Linked DNA regions of Mus musculus: region 2 is linked to region 1. Evidence: chromatin contacts called from ENCODE Hi-C or POLR2A ChIA-PET data. All regions are on one chromosome and are shown on one strand. Each heading gives the region's core, a stretch centred on a gene start or an enhancer-like site at or near the end of the contact. The rest is flanking DNA. Distances are from core to core; before and after follow the strand shown. Region 1 holds the start of 4931440J10Rik (RIKEN cDNA 4931440J10 gene). Region 2 overlaps Wdfy2 (WD repeat and FYVE domain containing 2).

Evidence for each region. A loop is a pair of places that touch in the nucleus more often than their neighbours do. ChIA-PET counts read pairs that join two places held with the same protein, here RNA polymerase II (POLR2A).
Region 2: POLR2A ChIA-PET joins it to region 1 with 13 read pairs in Patski. The contact joins the enhancer-like site here to the promoter of 4931440J10Rik in region 1. A Hi-C loop is called at or near these places in 1 of 37 maps with a recorded cell type or tissue (mature B cell). POLR2A ChIA-PET finds 5 or more read pairs at or near these places in 3 of 5 experiments (Patski and embryonic stem cell).

Annotation. Positions count from the first base shown.
Region 1 is chr14:62,757,655-62,765,567 of GRCm38, forward strand. It overlaps 4931440J10Rik (RIKEN cDNA 4931440J10 gene), which reads left to right and starts at 2,847. Exons shown (of 7, transcript NR_045503.1): 1 at 2,847-2,932. It overlaps Ints6 (integrator complex subunit 6), which reads right to left and starts at 3,458. Exons shown (of 19, transcript NM_008715.2): 1 at 2,894-3,458; 2 at 2,512-2,589; 3 at 1,547-1,696. The coding sequence starts at 3,004.
Region 2 is chr14:62,846,860-62,854,772 of GRCm38, forward strand. All of the region lies in intron 1 of Wdfy2 (WD repeat and FYVE domain containing 2), which reads left to right. Among named protein-coding and RNA genes, the nearest start is that of Gm26536, 12 kb to the left of the region's middle. Within about 2 kb of position 4,379, at least 2 of the 3 ENCODE cell types and tissues checked have a DNase peak (open chromatin) inside an H3K27ac peak, as active enhancers do.

The sequences.
Region 1 (7,913 bases), core at 1,597-4,096:
GATATAAGCAAAAGCATTACTATCACTTCTTGAACCCTAGCTGACTCACTCCAGTAACTAAGAGGCAGCATCCTTGCTGCCTGGCAATGAGAGCATCACAATCTCCAGGGCTTTCTTCCTTCTGGTCAAAGTGATACAGCACAGGTCTCCCTGCAGCCTTAAACTTCCTACAAAAGTATACAAATGCCCTCAAATCTCTCCGTGGCAAACAATCCTCCTAAAGGACTTTATGCCACGTTTTAAAAATATGAGAGGTGGACATATCCAAATGTCCTTCTCTCTTATGAAATGTGACACAGAAAAACAGGAAATTGATAGTTCTATAACACACGACCTGACAAACGAAATAAAGGAACTAAATAGCAAGTTTCAAAGGTGTCTTTGAACTCAGTAACCTTGGATTAAAATGTTAAATGATAAAGACAGTAGCATTATAGCCAACAAAGGAAAAAAACTGCTTTTACAAAAACTGACCAACAAGTGGCAAAGAGTTATAAAGTAACAACAACAAAAATGTACGTTAAAATGATTACCTATTTAAATGATGGAAATGATTTCCAGAGAAATCTGATTTGTAATGCATACTTTAAATGCTGTAAGACCAAAATCAATCATTTCTAAAGATGTTTAAGAATTATCCCCAAGTGAGGCATATAGCTTGAAGTCACAGAAAAAAATTCTTTAAAATGTTCAAAATTCACGAGAACTGTGCATTATGGAACTTGGGAAAAGTATATAACATATATTCCTAAATATAGCATTATGGTAATAGTGCTTTGCGTACTGAAGTCCTTGGGTGTAATATTATTCCTTGTGTACACCACTGCATATCCTTTGGCATCTTGCATTTCTAGGAGAGCAATGTCCTAAGTTAGTAACATTGGTCAATGACTGTTGTGACTTAAAGCTCTTGTCCCATCCTCACAGATGAAAAAAGCAACCTTAGGGAGCTTCAGGAAGACAGGCAAATTTTCATGTTTTGCAGAAAACATCTTCCCAAGGGTTTAGAATTTTTAAACTTTAGAACTTCTGAATCTGTCATTGATTTCAAGCTTCGTACTGAATGCAGTCAACCAGTTACTGCACACCACTGAAAACTCTTGCCTGAGTTTACAATCGAGGTTAAGCTAAACCCTTGTCTAAAAATCATTTCTTCCAATATCTTTATAATATAGAAGCAACTACGAAGTCAGCTAATGGCTGTGGCCCATTCAATGGTTGCATATGTGCCTACAGGAAACTCAGACTGATACATTGAGGCAGGACACCTTCCCTTTTATGTCTTTTTTATGAACTCTGAGGGACTGAAACCAAATGTGTGTCAACTTTCTAGCCAAGAATTCAGATTTGAATTCTGAATGCAAATACATTTAAAGGGGCGTGGGGGATATGCGGCCATAATACCTTAGATGTTTTGAACGGTGTGCACTGTTGTTCAACCTCCAATGTTTTATACTTGCATTCCATGTTACATACTTTTGGACTGGATTGTGGTTTTGTACACAAAAATAAAAACAACTCTTTTCTACCTTAGTATTCAACCTACCTGCCCATAGTTGTCTATGCCAGTTACTAATCTATTTAAATTTAACAAATCAAAAGCTGTCCTTAGGGATTGGCCAAGAGTCGTAAGTCCTTCTGCCTGAAGGTTTTTCAGTTCATTCATAAACGTTGCATGGTTTTCTTTCCATCCAGCCTGAAAAGAAAGATGTAAGATTTTTTTTTTTATCATTTGAAGTCATGTACACACATGGACACCGATTACAATGTGATGTCCACCAAGTAGGTATTCCATTTCAGGTTTGCATATTTAACTTCACTTTTGCTTGATATGGCTTGGGGAATGTGTTATAACTGTTGTCTCTGGTGAGGAAACTCTTCCAAAGGTGGCCAAGAATGAACCTGCTTGCCCTACACCTTTTGTTAAGTTAACAACCGTCTTAATACTTTAATAACTTCACTGGGAAATTTGCTAACATAACATCCTCCAAATTGTGTGCAAGGGACGGGTGTTGCGACGGTGCTAGTGGGAGGCAGATGGCAGCAGGACTTCTTAAGTTGACCACAGCTGTCCCACCGATCGGTGGCCTTCCTAGTTCCACTCTGTGATGACCAAGTCTCGAAGCCCCCCTCCAGGCTTCCCTGCCAGCTTTGGCTGATTCCCTTTTAATGCAAACCCGGGCTAGGCAAGGCTGGGCCCCGCTGTCACTCGGGCTAACTTGAATAAATATCCCCCACAGTTCATTGCTGCCGCTCACGCCGCGGAGGGGAAATGTCGGCCATGTTGATCGTAGCGCCTCCGCCGCCAGGCCGAGCAGGACCCGGAGGGGACGGCGGTGGGCCAGAAACTGCCACCTCGCTGACGCTCCCGGGCTGGGGAGGGGTGGGAGGCCGCGGGGAAGGGACCTGGAGGCGGGAGCGGCCGTGGGGGAGGGGAGCATAATGAAGAGGGGGCGGGGAGGGCGAGCTAGGCAGGATCAGGGAAGGGAGGGGGAGGGCGAGGGCTGTTACCTTGATAGCATAGGGCGGCTCTTCGAAAGTGACCAGCATATACCTGTCTCCTCTGCTGGCAGGGTCCCGGGCACGGAGCTGCGGGCCAGGGTGGGGACGGGCGGGAGAGAGGGAAACACAGAGGCGAGGTTACCAGTCGCAGAAGGGTCGCTGGCCGCCCCCACAGTACCGCACACGCAGGGCCGTCCCTCCGCCGCCCCCCGCACCCACAGCAGCCCCACATGGGCCAGGCCCAGCAGAGCCCGCTCCCAGCGCCCGCCCGCCCGCGCGGTGGGGGAGGGGTCCCCGCGCCCGCGGAGCCCGCAGTAAACCCGCTGCCCCCCGCCCTGCCCCCCGCGGGCCACCGGGTCCGGGTCACCACCGGGGCTGGGTTAGTCGGTACCTTCATGAAGGTCTCTACCGCGCCTTTGGCCGTGTCCAGGTAGGTGGTGCCCAGATGGCTGCGCTGGTTCATAGAGGCAGACGTGTCTATCAGGAACAGTAAGATGGGCATAGTGCTGGCCGGGGACACCGGGGCCCGAGGTGGTGAAGAGATGGCAGAGGTGGAAGCACCGGCGGCGGCGGCGGCAACCGCCGATACGCGGGGCGGGGAACGCGGCCCCCGGGAGGAAAACACCAGCTATGGGGAGTTTCTCCCCCGATAGTTGAGAGGAAACTCCCCAGCCCAGGTCCTCCCGGCCGTACCCCCGCCTCCGGCCTGCCTGCCCGCTGGGGCGGCCGCGCGGCCGTCTGTCCGTCCGTCCCCCCCGGCCTGGGGGTCCCGTCCCCACTCCCGGACCCTGTGTGTGTCCCCGCGGGAGACGGGCCCAGTTCCCCACCCCACCCCCAGTGCAGGGAGTGGGGACCAGGGATCTGGCGAAGAGGGGAGTGGGCTGAGGGGAGATTGGCCCTGGGGCTGTTGAGAGAAGTTTGAGAGACTCCCTCCGCACCCCAGCGGTGTCACCACTTTCTCAGCCCCTCTCGCTACTGAAGCGCTTTTCTCTCTCACACTCCGGTTTTAACTCGGGCAGGGGCTACGTAGGCTCCGCCCCTGACACGTACTCGGGTCATGTGATCCACAGGCCCACTGCCCTATTGGCTGGTCCTTACAGCCTCATTAGCATATTCAAACAGCTCAGGGGCGGGGGAAGCCTGCAGGCCGACCGAGAGGACAGTTATTGAGCACGCGCGGAGGCGGGGCAGCGGGTGCACGCTAGAGCCAGCGCGCAAGGGGCGGCGGGCGGCCCGAAGCCCGCAGCCGGGAGGCGGGCTTCGGGAAGGGGCGGGGACAGGCCGCGGAAGCACCGCGGGTTGGGGCGGGGACTGCGTCGGCGCGCGGAGGGCGGGCAGCGGCCCTAGGCGTGTGTGTCAAGGCGGCCGGCCTTTTGGCTGTGCGCGGTGACAGGGTCGGGAGAAGGGAAGTGGAAGCCGCCCCCAACCTGTGGGTGAGGGCCCTGCGTCGCGATTTGAGAACGCAGGGCCAAGAAGGGTGAACGGACGAAGAATACGGGAGCGCGCAGGCCCACGCGGCTGCAGCAGGCCGGGCCTTGGGGCGGCCCGGAGGGGGCGGGGGAGGGGAAGTGAGAGGTTGTTTATGACCTGGTATTAATCCCCGCCGGTCTTTCGGCTCCGGCTCTAGCCGGTCAGAGGATCCACCGAAAAGGAAGCCAGCCCTGGAGTGCCTCACCCAACCCTGCAAACCCGAAGCGGAACTCAGATGTGGACTAGTAAAGCAACTGTCCTCTCCAACCTAGTTCTCTCTTCAAATCGTGTTAAGGCACTAGACTAGATTAAGAAATGAAAGGGGGGCCTTCCAAATCCTAATCCACTGCCCTCGTTTTAAAAGTGAAAAGGGATGACCACGTTGCGCAGGTGACCCAGAGAATAGATAGGTTCCTGGGAAACCCGCCTCTCAAGTCTTTGCCAGTGTTGTGTCGGAAAACATTCTCAACCCCTGTCATATTAAGTCTTCAGTCTGCACCTGCAAGTCCGGAGAATTGTTCTCAAATGTAGTTGGGAAACTGCAAGACCCGCTGCCTGAAATATGAGTTGAATTCGGAACATTGAGGCCTTTTAAGAGTCGGTATTTGTAGGGCTTCTCCCACTGGCCCTGCATTTCCGGATTTTCTCTGCTGAAATTCTGGCCTGCTGGGCATCTGTAGTGACATGCTTGTGGCGCTTTTTTAAAATCAGGCTTTGTTGTTTGGGCTTTTCCTAATATTTCAAAAACAAAAGCCTCAGAACGTTGTTTAACTTATTATCAGTAAATAGTAGCATACTGTTCTATGGGAATAAACCATAGTACAGGCATGAGTTTATTAGAGAGTAAGACTATTAACTGATTAAATAACAACCAGGATGTGCTGCAGGCTAGTTATGCCTGGGGCTGGTAGAAATTAATATATGAATTGTGGTCCCTGTCTTCAAAGAGTTTGCAGTATTCGAAGAAAATATAAAAACGTTGAAAATCAGAAAATGATTATTGTAATTCGGGAAGAAAAAAACAATCCCTTAAATGGAGGGTGATAGGAATAGTTTCCAAGGTTTGTGTTTGTTGCTTAAGACTTCAGATCTCAAGAAGATCCTAATAAGAGATCAGTGACAATACAGAGTTGTTTTTGCAGCTCTGACATTTTTCTTTCCGTGTTAGTGCATAATTTTCAGAGAATTCGTCTCCCTTCTGGCCATGGCCTCTCAAATGTGTGTGAGTCCTGCCTGTCTGAAAACAGGCCATAATAATGTCTACTTCCTGTGTATTGTGGAATAGTATGAGCCCAATATGAGTTAAAGAAGCAACAGCAGCTGCTAGTGAAAAGAAAAAAGAGAAGAGAAAAATCAGGGCACTAAAAATGTGAAGAAAGCTTTGCTGATAGTCACAGCTAGGCAGAGGTACCAGCCAGCAAGGTTATCAGGCCCAGATAGCAGAATGCCTTTAGTCCAGAGAAAGAAATTTCCTCCTCCATATTAGGTTAGTTCTGATGGCGAGGAGGGAGGCTAAACCAAAACCATGTTTGAAGGAAATCAGATGAGTCTGATGATATAACATACTCCCATAATTAATATATCTTTTACAGTTATTTGAGATCATTTTCCAATTAAACCATGGCAGTTATTCCCTGAATCAGTGGTGTTGGCAGGTTGTCATCTAGGGTTGTTATGGACATGTGTGGTGAAGTTGCAGGTTAAATGCAAAGATCAGGAGAGACAAATCTTGAGAACTCACCTGGAGCAAATAACCAGAACCCATGCTTGTGATAGCACTGAAGACCAAAGATCAGATTTTCAGCCAGAAAGCTCAGAAGTTCTATATGACAAGGCCATTAAGTTGAACAGGAAATAGGATATATATGTCTATGTCTGTATATGTATTTATACAGCAGATACAAGTCAGAAACCAGGAGACATTGACAATCAGCCCTAGACAGAAATGGGCTACACTTACTCTGAAGTGACTGGTTTGCTTGGTTGGCGATGATGTAAGAGCAGTTCTTAGCTGGGACTCATGCATTAGCATTGCCTATAGAGCCTTAAAACATAATGCACCGAGTGTCCATACCAAGAGGAAGAAGGTCCAGTGCAGTTAGGGTAGGGGAGAGCAAGGAGGATAAGAGCGCTTGTCTCCTGGAGACCTGAGTTTGATCCCTGAAACCCACTTAGAAGGAGAGACAACACAATTATCCACACAATTATCCTCTGATTCCACATGCTTGATGTTGTACATCACATATATCACGTGCACAAATAATAAAGTTAAATTAGAATTGAATAGGCCCTGGTCTCCATATTTTAAATTTTCTATTCAGTTGAATCTTATAATACTGAAAGCTCCAATAATCACATGTTTAGGGCTGGCAAGATGGCACAGGAGATAGACATTTGCCTCCTAAGCCTGGCAACTTCAACTTGATTCTCATAACAATTAATGGCAGAAGGAGAAAATTGACTCCACCCGATTGTTCTCTGACCTTCATATTTATATCATGTGCTCCATCACCCATCCCATAAACATGCACATACACAATACTACATGTTCAATGTACAAGAATAATATATGCATTTGGCCTCTAGTAGTATTTTCCCATATCCTTGTAATTACTGCATTTGTTTTTTAAAAAATAAAGAAAATGCTGAATGTGATCACCAATCTGTGTAGTGGAGCTATGATGTATACACATGACTTCGATTGTATTTGGCAAAGGAAGAAAGAGAACAAGAACACAAAATGGCTCTGCAGAGTGTGACCATTCCGAGCAAACTTTGGCCCTGAAGTAAACAGGAGATGAACACAGTGACTCTTTCCTTCCTTCGTTTTCTTTTTGAGGTTCTTGGAGGACTTCTACTCAGGCTTACTTTCTTAAACATGTGCCCTCAATTCAAACCAAGTATTTCCTCAGCTCCAACTGAATAAATAACCCCTGTGTTGGTAAAGTGCCAGACTTTGGTGTGTGCAAGGACTGTGCTGCCACACCGTGGGCGCTTTTCTGAGAGGGGGCACTAGTCATCAAGCATGGGAGAGAAGCTGGTCTTTGCTGGTGGGTGTTTGTTAATTTGTTTGTTTTTCCGAGACAGGGTTTCTCTGTGTAGCCCTAGCTGTCCTGGAACTCACTCTGTAGACCCACAAATCCACCTGCCTCTGCCTCCCAAGTGCTGGGATTAAAGGCATGCGCCACCACTGCCCAGCTTTGCTGGTGTTTTTAAAGGGATGCTATCCTGAAACTGGCAGGGTTCTTCAGTGATTAGAGCACTTTCTTTGGCCATGGGCTAGGGTTTGGTTCCCATCACCCAAATGGCAGCTCACAATTGTCTACAACTCCATTCCATGGGATCCATCACCCCCTTCTGACTTCCATAAGCACCAGGCACACAAATGGTACAAGCAAAACACTCATAAAACAACAAAAACGGTTTCTTTTAAAAATAGGGAGTAAGCCAGGTTGTGAGCACATGCCTTTAGTCCCAGAACTCGGGAGGCAGAGGCAGATGGATCTCTTAAGTTCAAGACCAGTCTGTTCTACAGAGCGAGTTCCAGGACAGCCAGGGCAACACAGAGAAACTGTCTCAAAAATCCTAAAAATAGAGAGTCCAACCCAAACGTCCTTGTTCCACTTTCAGAGGGAATAAAAAAAGTATATGGAAAATTAAAAACAGGGTGACTCTACTTAAATAATAGTATACCTAAAATGTCAAAGTAGTAGTGTTCTGGCAGAACTGGTAAGTTATATCCTCTGTAGGAGCCAACCAGAACTGTTTTTGATTATTTTAAACCAACTAAGCAGGGTAGTAACACTTTTAAAATAATCATGTGCCAATAATGTGGGCTTTGATATGTGAATATGCCATTGTCGTGAGTGGCTGTCTTCTGAGCCAAGTGACCCCCATATTAGGGCATTGAACTGCACTCCATTGCAAAAGATCATCACAGC
Region 2 (7,913 bases), core at 3,129-5,628, 91 kb after region 1:
CTCACCCAGGTACTCCGTAGCTATCTTTAGACGTGCCAGAAGAGGGCATCAGTTCTCATTACGGGTGGTTGTGAGCCACCATGTGGTTGCTGGGATTTGAACTCAGAACCTTTGGAAGAGTAGTCAGCGCTCTTACCCACTGAGCCATCTTGCCAGCCCCTGGAATACTCTTATATTAATAAATACAGTTATTGCTACCGTAAAGAATGACTGCCCGTAGATATTAGCACAGTGACTGTTGTTGTGTATTCCCTTCCAGCAGGTTTCCTAAGGAGGCTTAAAATACGGTTTATAATCATACGTTTAAAACCATGCCAGGAGCTTAGCTAGTCTTTAACTGTCACTTTGAACATGTTTTTCTTTCCGTTAGTATTCACTATCTGCCTGGCCTGTATGTTCTGGGCCATGGCCCCTTTATCCTTTTCACTTGTCTTGCTGTTGTTGCTGACTATAAATTCTGTGTGAACTGGATTGGGGATGGGTGGTGTAGTCAATCCTGGTCTTACTTGATTCTCTAGGACTTTTATCATGAAAGGATGTTGGATTTTGTTTTCATTTAATGAGATGATCATGTGGTCTGTGTCCTTGAGTCTACTTATGTGATGAATTAAATTTATTGATTTATTTTTATTGAACCATCCCTGTATCTCTAGGATGAAGCTGACTGGATCATGATGGGTGATCTTTTTTAATGTTCTTGAGTTCACTTGGCAAATATTTTATTGAGAACTTTTGCTCATCAGAGATACTGGCCTAAATTATTTCTTTTTTCTTGGGTCCTTGTCTGGTTTTGTTATCAGGGTAATACTAGCTTTGTAAAAAGAATTTGGAAATGTTTATGCCTTTTACAGAATAATTTCAATAGTATTGGTGTTTGTTTATTCTTTGAAGGTCTGGTTGAATTTTGTGCTGAATTCTTCTGGACTTTGCATTTTTCAGCTTAGAGATTTTTAATTGCTGGCTCATTTTCATTGGATGTTAAGGGTCTATTTAAGTAATTTATTTAATCTTATTTTTAGTATTAATAGGCCATATACATATACCTAGAAATTCATCCATTTTCTTTTAGATTTTCTAGTTCTGTGGCGTCCAGATCTTTAGAATGTTTCGGCGAGTCTCTGAATCTCCTCAGGGCTTGTTGTGATGCCTCCTTTTCCTCTCTTAACTTTATTATTTGGAACCTCGGTTTCTTTCTTTCAGCTAATTTGGCTAAAGATTTTCCAGCATTGTTACTCTTTCCAAAGAATGTTTTCTGTTTCATTAATTCTTTGTATTGGTTTTTGTTTGTTTCAGTTTCATTAAGTTTAGCCCTAATTTTGATGATCTCTTCTAGACTACTATGTTTGGTTATTCTTTGTTTTGCTTTTCCAAGGCCTTCAGATGTATTATTAAATTATTAACTTGAAATCCCCCAATATTTTGATGTAGGTCCTTGTTGTGTCCCATAGGTGTTTATATTTTATTCTATTCCAGGAATTAAAAAATTTTTCTTCTTGATTTCTTCCTTGACTCAGTTGCCATTTTGTAGTGTTGGTGGGTTTCTCTGTGTAGCCATGGCTAACCTGGAACTCAGTCTGTAGATCAGGCTGGCTTTGAACTCATAGAGATCTGCTTGCCTCTGTCTCACAAGTACTTGGACTAAAGGTGTGCACCATCACTGCATTGCTGATTTCCATGAGTTTATATATTTCCTTTAAGATTTGTTGCGGTTGATACTAGCTTTATTTTATTGTGGTAAGATGAAATGCAGGGTAACTACTTCAGTTTTCCTATATTTGTTGTAATTGCTTTGTGTCCCAGGATGTGGTGGATTTTGGAGAAATTTCATGGGCTGCTGAGAAGAATGTGTTCTGTAGTGTTGGGTGGGACATTCCGTGGGTGTCTGTTAGGTTCATTTGACTTGACATCATTCAACTCCAGAGCTTCCCTGTTTAGGTTTTCTAAATGGTCTGTCTGTTGGTGAGAGCCAGGTATTGAAATACCCACTTATCACTGTGTTGATATTGGTGTGTATGTGTGTGTGTGTGTGTGTGTGTGTCTGTGTGTGTGTGTGTGTGTTTAAAAAGTCTACTACAGGTTCTTTTATGAAATTGGGTGCTCTGGTTGGTGCATATATATTTAGAATGATAATATCTTGTGGGTGGATTTTTTTCCTCTAATGAAGCTAAAATGCTCCTCCTTATGTCCTTTGACTAGTTTTGTTTGAGGTGTAGTTCACCAGATATTAGTAAAGCTACACCAACACGTTCTTAGTTCCATTTATTTGGAATACCATTTTCCATTCTTTTATCTTAAGGTGGTGTCTGCTGTTGATAGTGAGATATGTTTCTTAGCAGCAGAAAAAAGAAAGGTGGATCCTATTTTGTAATCCAAACTGGTAGTAGTCTATGTATTTTTACTGGAGAATTGAGACCATCAATATTCAGAGTTAGTATTGAAAGGCACATGAATTGTCTGGTTTTTTTTGCTTTGTTTTGTTTTGTTTTTTTGTTTTTTTTTCTTCTTCTATTTCTATCCAGGTCATAACCAAGGACATTTCCAGCTACTGGCCAAGGACATAAACCTTGGTTCCTTTTCCTAAATCTGCTTGACCAGTTTCTATCTCCCTTTCTTTCCATTGACGTCTTTCTGTCTCACAGACTTCATTGTACTTTTCAAGGCAGTCTCTCATTGAAGCTGGAATTCACTGATTGGCTAGACTGGCTGGTCAATAATTGTCAGGAATCCTCCTTTCCTACCTCCCCAGTTTTGGGCTGAGTAATTTTGTTCTGCTAAGGCTGGCAAGCATAGGAGACAGTTTAGTATGCTGGGGCCCCAATGTGGTTTTGGGCTATGTGCACTCCCTCTCTTGTACTAATGCACTTGGTAGCCTACTTTTCACTTACAAGTACTATATTCACTCATTCCCTTCCCAACAACACATCTGACAACTTAGTCTCCTACTTGCATTAGGTACACACATGCCATTTCTCAAACAATAGTGTCAGCTTTTCTAACCCTGATAGCAATCAAGCTTGCAGTTTCTATTCAAGTGTATTCTCAGCATATCTGGGTGTGAATACTAGAAGGACTAATCTAACCCGAACTAGTTTGAGATGTAGGTGTACAGTAAAGCAAACTGTGTCCTCCTTTTACCTTTTTATTGCCTGTACATAACTGGTCATGCATATGTTGAAATCAGGTATATTATAGAAAGGGTTGTGCACAGTAAGAAAAGGGAGTATAGAACCCAATCTATCAGTAATGTCAGAGAACCACCCAAGCTATGTGCCTTAGTAGAAGCAGCCCCCCTCTCTCTTTAGACCCCATAAAAAGAGACCCCAGGCAGTAGCCTGGGCCCTAGAATAGCCTCATTCCTGTGGTCTGCTAGCAATCTTGACAGCATGTCTTTTTAAATCTGTACTATTGTTTTGCTCCAAATAAAGTTCCCTTGCTTCCTCTGAAGATCTAAGTGTGTCCTTATTTTCAATCCTTTGCTAAGAGGTGCTTTGTTTAAGGAGACCATCTACTAGTTACCTTGAAAATTTATCGAGATGCCATGGGATACCTGCCTATAAGTTATTGGCCAGAGAGACCCTAGACGAACCTCAGCCTGTTGCCATAGCTCTTGATTACCCACTGGAACTAGATGGAAAGATCCTATTGCTGAAGATACAACACATTGGTTGTGGACATATAGAGAAACCAAACCAGAACTGACCTTAAAACTTCCTCTGTTGGCTAGCTACCATAGTGCTGGAAGGGACTATCTGGCCATATGAGGAGAAGAGCTATCCATAATATTACCCATTGGTGAACTGACTTGCTAAGGCAAGATGTGCCCACTGGTGTAGTAGTGGCCTGGCTGTTATAGTGAGAGGTGGCTAACCAACCACTTTTGAATTGGATTTGAGGTCTGCTTCACAGGAAATAATTCTTTTGCCTTGTACTATAAGTCTGGTCAAAGGCCCTAGAGGAGAGCATTACTGTTGTTGCCTTGCTATATGAACATGTTGTCATGCCTTCTAAATATTTATATTTATATCCTAGATTAGTGGCTGCTGCCCTCAGCCTTGGCCAGACAAGCTTCTCTCTATAGTGCTCAACAGTTAATGCAGAGACACCATAAATAGTCAAAGTGCTGAGACTTAAGTGACTACTTAGTGCTTAACCATAAGTAGGACATCTGTGTTTCACATCTCCTCCCCCAGGTCTCAAGGAACGTCATAGAAAAGGAGGGCGGAAAGAATGTAAGAAGAGCCAGAGGGTGGGGAGGAGTGCTGTGTAATGTTGTCTTCTGGGAACCGACAGGGCCACTGCACTCCTGAGCTCACTGAAGCCGTGGTTGCCTGTACAAAACCAAGCCAGCAGGATCAGCCAGTGTTCAGTCCTGCAGCACTAATTAGACTCTGTGGATTACAGAGAGCGGGAGGGAGGAGAGGGATGACTGCAGTGTGTGTGTCCGCCCACACCTCACTGAGGAGGCAGAGCAAGATGGATCTCTGTGAGTTTGAGGCCAGCTTGGTCTACAAAGGAGTTCCAGGACAGCCAGAGCTCTGTTATACAGAAAACCCTGTCTTGAAAAACAAACAAACAAACAAACAAACAACCCTCCAAGTGATATATTGTTTAAATTATTACATTGCCAAAGAATAACTAAAAGGTATTCTCTTAATAAAGAAAAAAGAAAGTTCTTAAGATTGCCTTGGTGATTTCATGAGGTGTGAAATGCATGCATTCAATGTGTGGTGAACTAGCAGCTCAGTTCATGAGGACACCGGGGTGAGTTCAGTGGGAAGCTCCGGGGCGTGCGACTTGGAGCTGCATTCTGGGTCTAATGCAGAATGCACGGTGTTTTGTTATCTTCCCAGGAAAGAGAGGCCTTATTTGGCTTTCGGTTTAAGAGAGAACACAGTCTGTTGAGGTGAGGAAGACATGGTGTCAGGAGCATGAGCTGGCCACACCTCCTCTGCGGTCCCAAGCAGAGGTGAATGCTGGCACTCAACACTGTCTCTCTTCTTCACTTTCTATTGAGCTCAGGACCCCAGCCCATGAGGTGGTGCTGCCCACATCCAGAGTGGTCTTGCCTCCTCAGTTAACGCTTTCAGAAAACCTGACAGACATCCCAGAGGTGTGTTTCCACTGTTGATTCTAAATCCAGCCAGGTTAACATAGAGAGTGCATGGCACCCCCTCATCTCACTAGCGGAGGGCTAGCTGCAGCCTCCATTTGAACTCAAGAATTGTGTTATGATTGCTGTCTGTATAAAGAGAATTCTTTGAAATAGAAATGTAAGCAGTGAGTTAATCCGGCGGCTGTATTTCTTTACCTTTGCCAGTTCCTAATAACCACGCAGAGAAACCCAAGATTGATTTCAAGCTGCATCTCAGTACTGAGCAGTCAAATGATCTGTAATAACCCCGTGCTCATCTGGCTCCCTCCCAGCCTCATCCCGTGATCCTTGCATATTTTTATTGATCTGGCTTTTGGGCTTCCGATGTTTTTTACTCATGGTGGCTTCTCAGACCTTCTATGATGGATCTGAATCCTCCCTCCCTCCTTCCCCTGGCTGGAGGAAGCTTCCGCTGTATTCTGTCTTCTGCCCAGCCATTGGGTGATCAGCATTTATTGACAGGGCAGAGTAAAAGGTAAGAATGTTTACACAAACTTGAAACAGGAGATTCTTGACTTAAGCGTTACAGTGCCATGTCCAGATTGAAACGAGATGTGAGGGAGAGAAGTGGCATTCGAATAGCACAAGGATAACCTTTACACAGTGCACAAATGCATTATGCCTGCAGTGTGTCCCAAGCTCATTTGTCCTTCCTTAGGGTAACAGTCAACTGTCTAATTCATTCCACTGGTGGTAAATGTAATAAGCTTTTGAAAGGGATATCTTAGCTGGGCAGTGGTGTCACAAGCCTTTTTAATTCCAGCTCTCAGGAGTTCGATGCCAGCCTGGTCTACAGGGTGAGTTTCAGGACAGCCAGGGATACACAGAGGTGAAACCCTGTCTCAAACAAACAAATACACAAACAAAACAGAAAACAAAAAGTCTTTAGCTGTTTTTTTTTCCCTCCCCATGTGTCCTGATGAGAGTGCTTTAGCACCAAGAGAACCACAGGTGACACCTGTCAATGCTGGTCTGCCTTCCAGACAGGCAGGAGGAGAGCAGAAGGCAGAGGCATCCGTCAACTGCACCTGTGCTCGTTCCGAGCTTCCTGGAAGCTCAGTCAGTGACTTCTGCTCACATCTCCTTAACCAGAAGTGTCTCAGCCCTCACTCACACAGGCTGGCCCATGCCCCCCTCAGTGTAATTTGGTGGGAAAAAGTTTTGAGAAGAATTTATACCATTGTTGTCTATAAAACTAGAGGGACTTGGGAAGAATAGAATATCTGAACATTTATTGGAAGCCTGCTTCACACTGACACAGTGCTGGTTCCTGTAGAGTGACAGCGCTCTGAGAGGCTGTATAGACATTTAAATATGAGATTAAATAAGCTTAGTTAGGACCCAAAGAGCCAAAAGGGGAGAATTAATTGTATTATTTGTGAAAATATTCACTTAGCTGACATAAGCTTAGAGTTAATTTAAAGAATGATGTCTTGAAATCCTGAAATTATAACAGGAAATTTCGGAAAGTATAAGCTACATTCATTTTAAAAAGTCAATGTTAAAAGCCAGTCTTATAAATGAGAGCCTGGAGGAAAATATATTTGTAATATATATTTAAAACTATGATTGTTCAAAATACAGTCCCTATAAATAAATAATAATAAAAACTAAATTTTACTGAAAATCTGAACACAAAGACATTACAAAAATGTTGGATATAAATAATTGGACATTAGAACGTCAAAGAAACACTGAAACACCACTGAGATTCTAGTCTTAGCAGATGTTTTAAAAATTGTTATTTTCCAGTCTTGTAATGCTCTGAAGAGAAAGGGGCCCTCCGTCATCTTGGAAACCGTTGGGCTGCACATCCTGACTAATGCATACAGCATAGCCTCCGGCTGGGCATGTTTCAGACAGTGGCGATCATGGTTTCACACTGTGATTAAGAAAGGGTGAGACAAGCTTTGTGTCTGGGAAGGCATGGATAGCTCAATTGTTTGGGCCAGGCAGTTATTAACAGGTAACTAACAGTGCAGTAATTAACAACAGCATTGACTATGGGCTATTAAATAAGCAGGTTGCAGAATAATGTGTAAGCTGTTTTGTGTCCTCTCTTAAATTCCATGTCCACCTAAAAACATGTAGAAGTCTTGTTAATGGTTTTTGTTTGAAACAAGATCTCATTGTATAGTCCTGGCAGTCCTAGAACTCACTGTGCAGACCAGGCTGGCCTTGAACTCAGAGATCTGCCTGCCTCTGCCTCCCAGTGCTGGAATGACAGGCCTGTGCCACTACTCCCCGTCATTGTTCATTTTTGATGCTTATTGTTTTGAATTTTTAAGGTTTTACTCTATGTGTATGAATGTTTGACCTGCAGGTATATGTATGAACTTTGTGAGTGCCTGGTACCCAAAACGGTCAGAACAAGGCATCAGATCCCCTGGGCCTGGAGTTCTGGATGGTTGTAAGCCATATGGGTGCTGGGAACTCTGCAAGAGAAGCCTGAGCTTTTAACCACCGAGCCATCTCTCCAGCTCCATACTTGAAAGTTTTGTAAGGATAAATTGACGTGTGTATTTTGCAGGAATGAGCCACCAGTTCTTTGATTAGCAGTCACCTTTCTAAAGGAAGAGTGTTTGAAAATAAGAGGACGTCAAGGCTTGATTCCTCAAATGTTAGAATGCAGAAAGTGAATTTATTTTTGATTTGGTTTTTTGGTTTTTCAAGACAGGGTTTCTCTCTGCAGTCTTTGCTGTTCTGGAACTTGCTCTGTAGACCAGACCTTGAACACTAGAGATTTGCCTGCCTCTGCCTA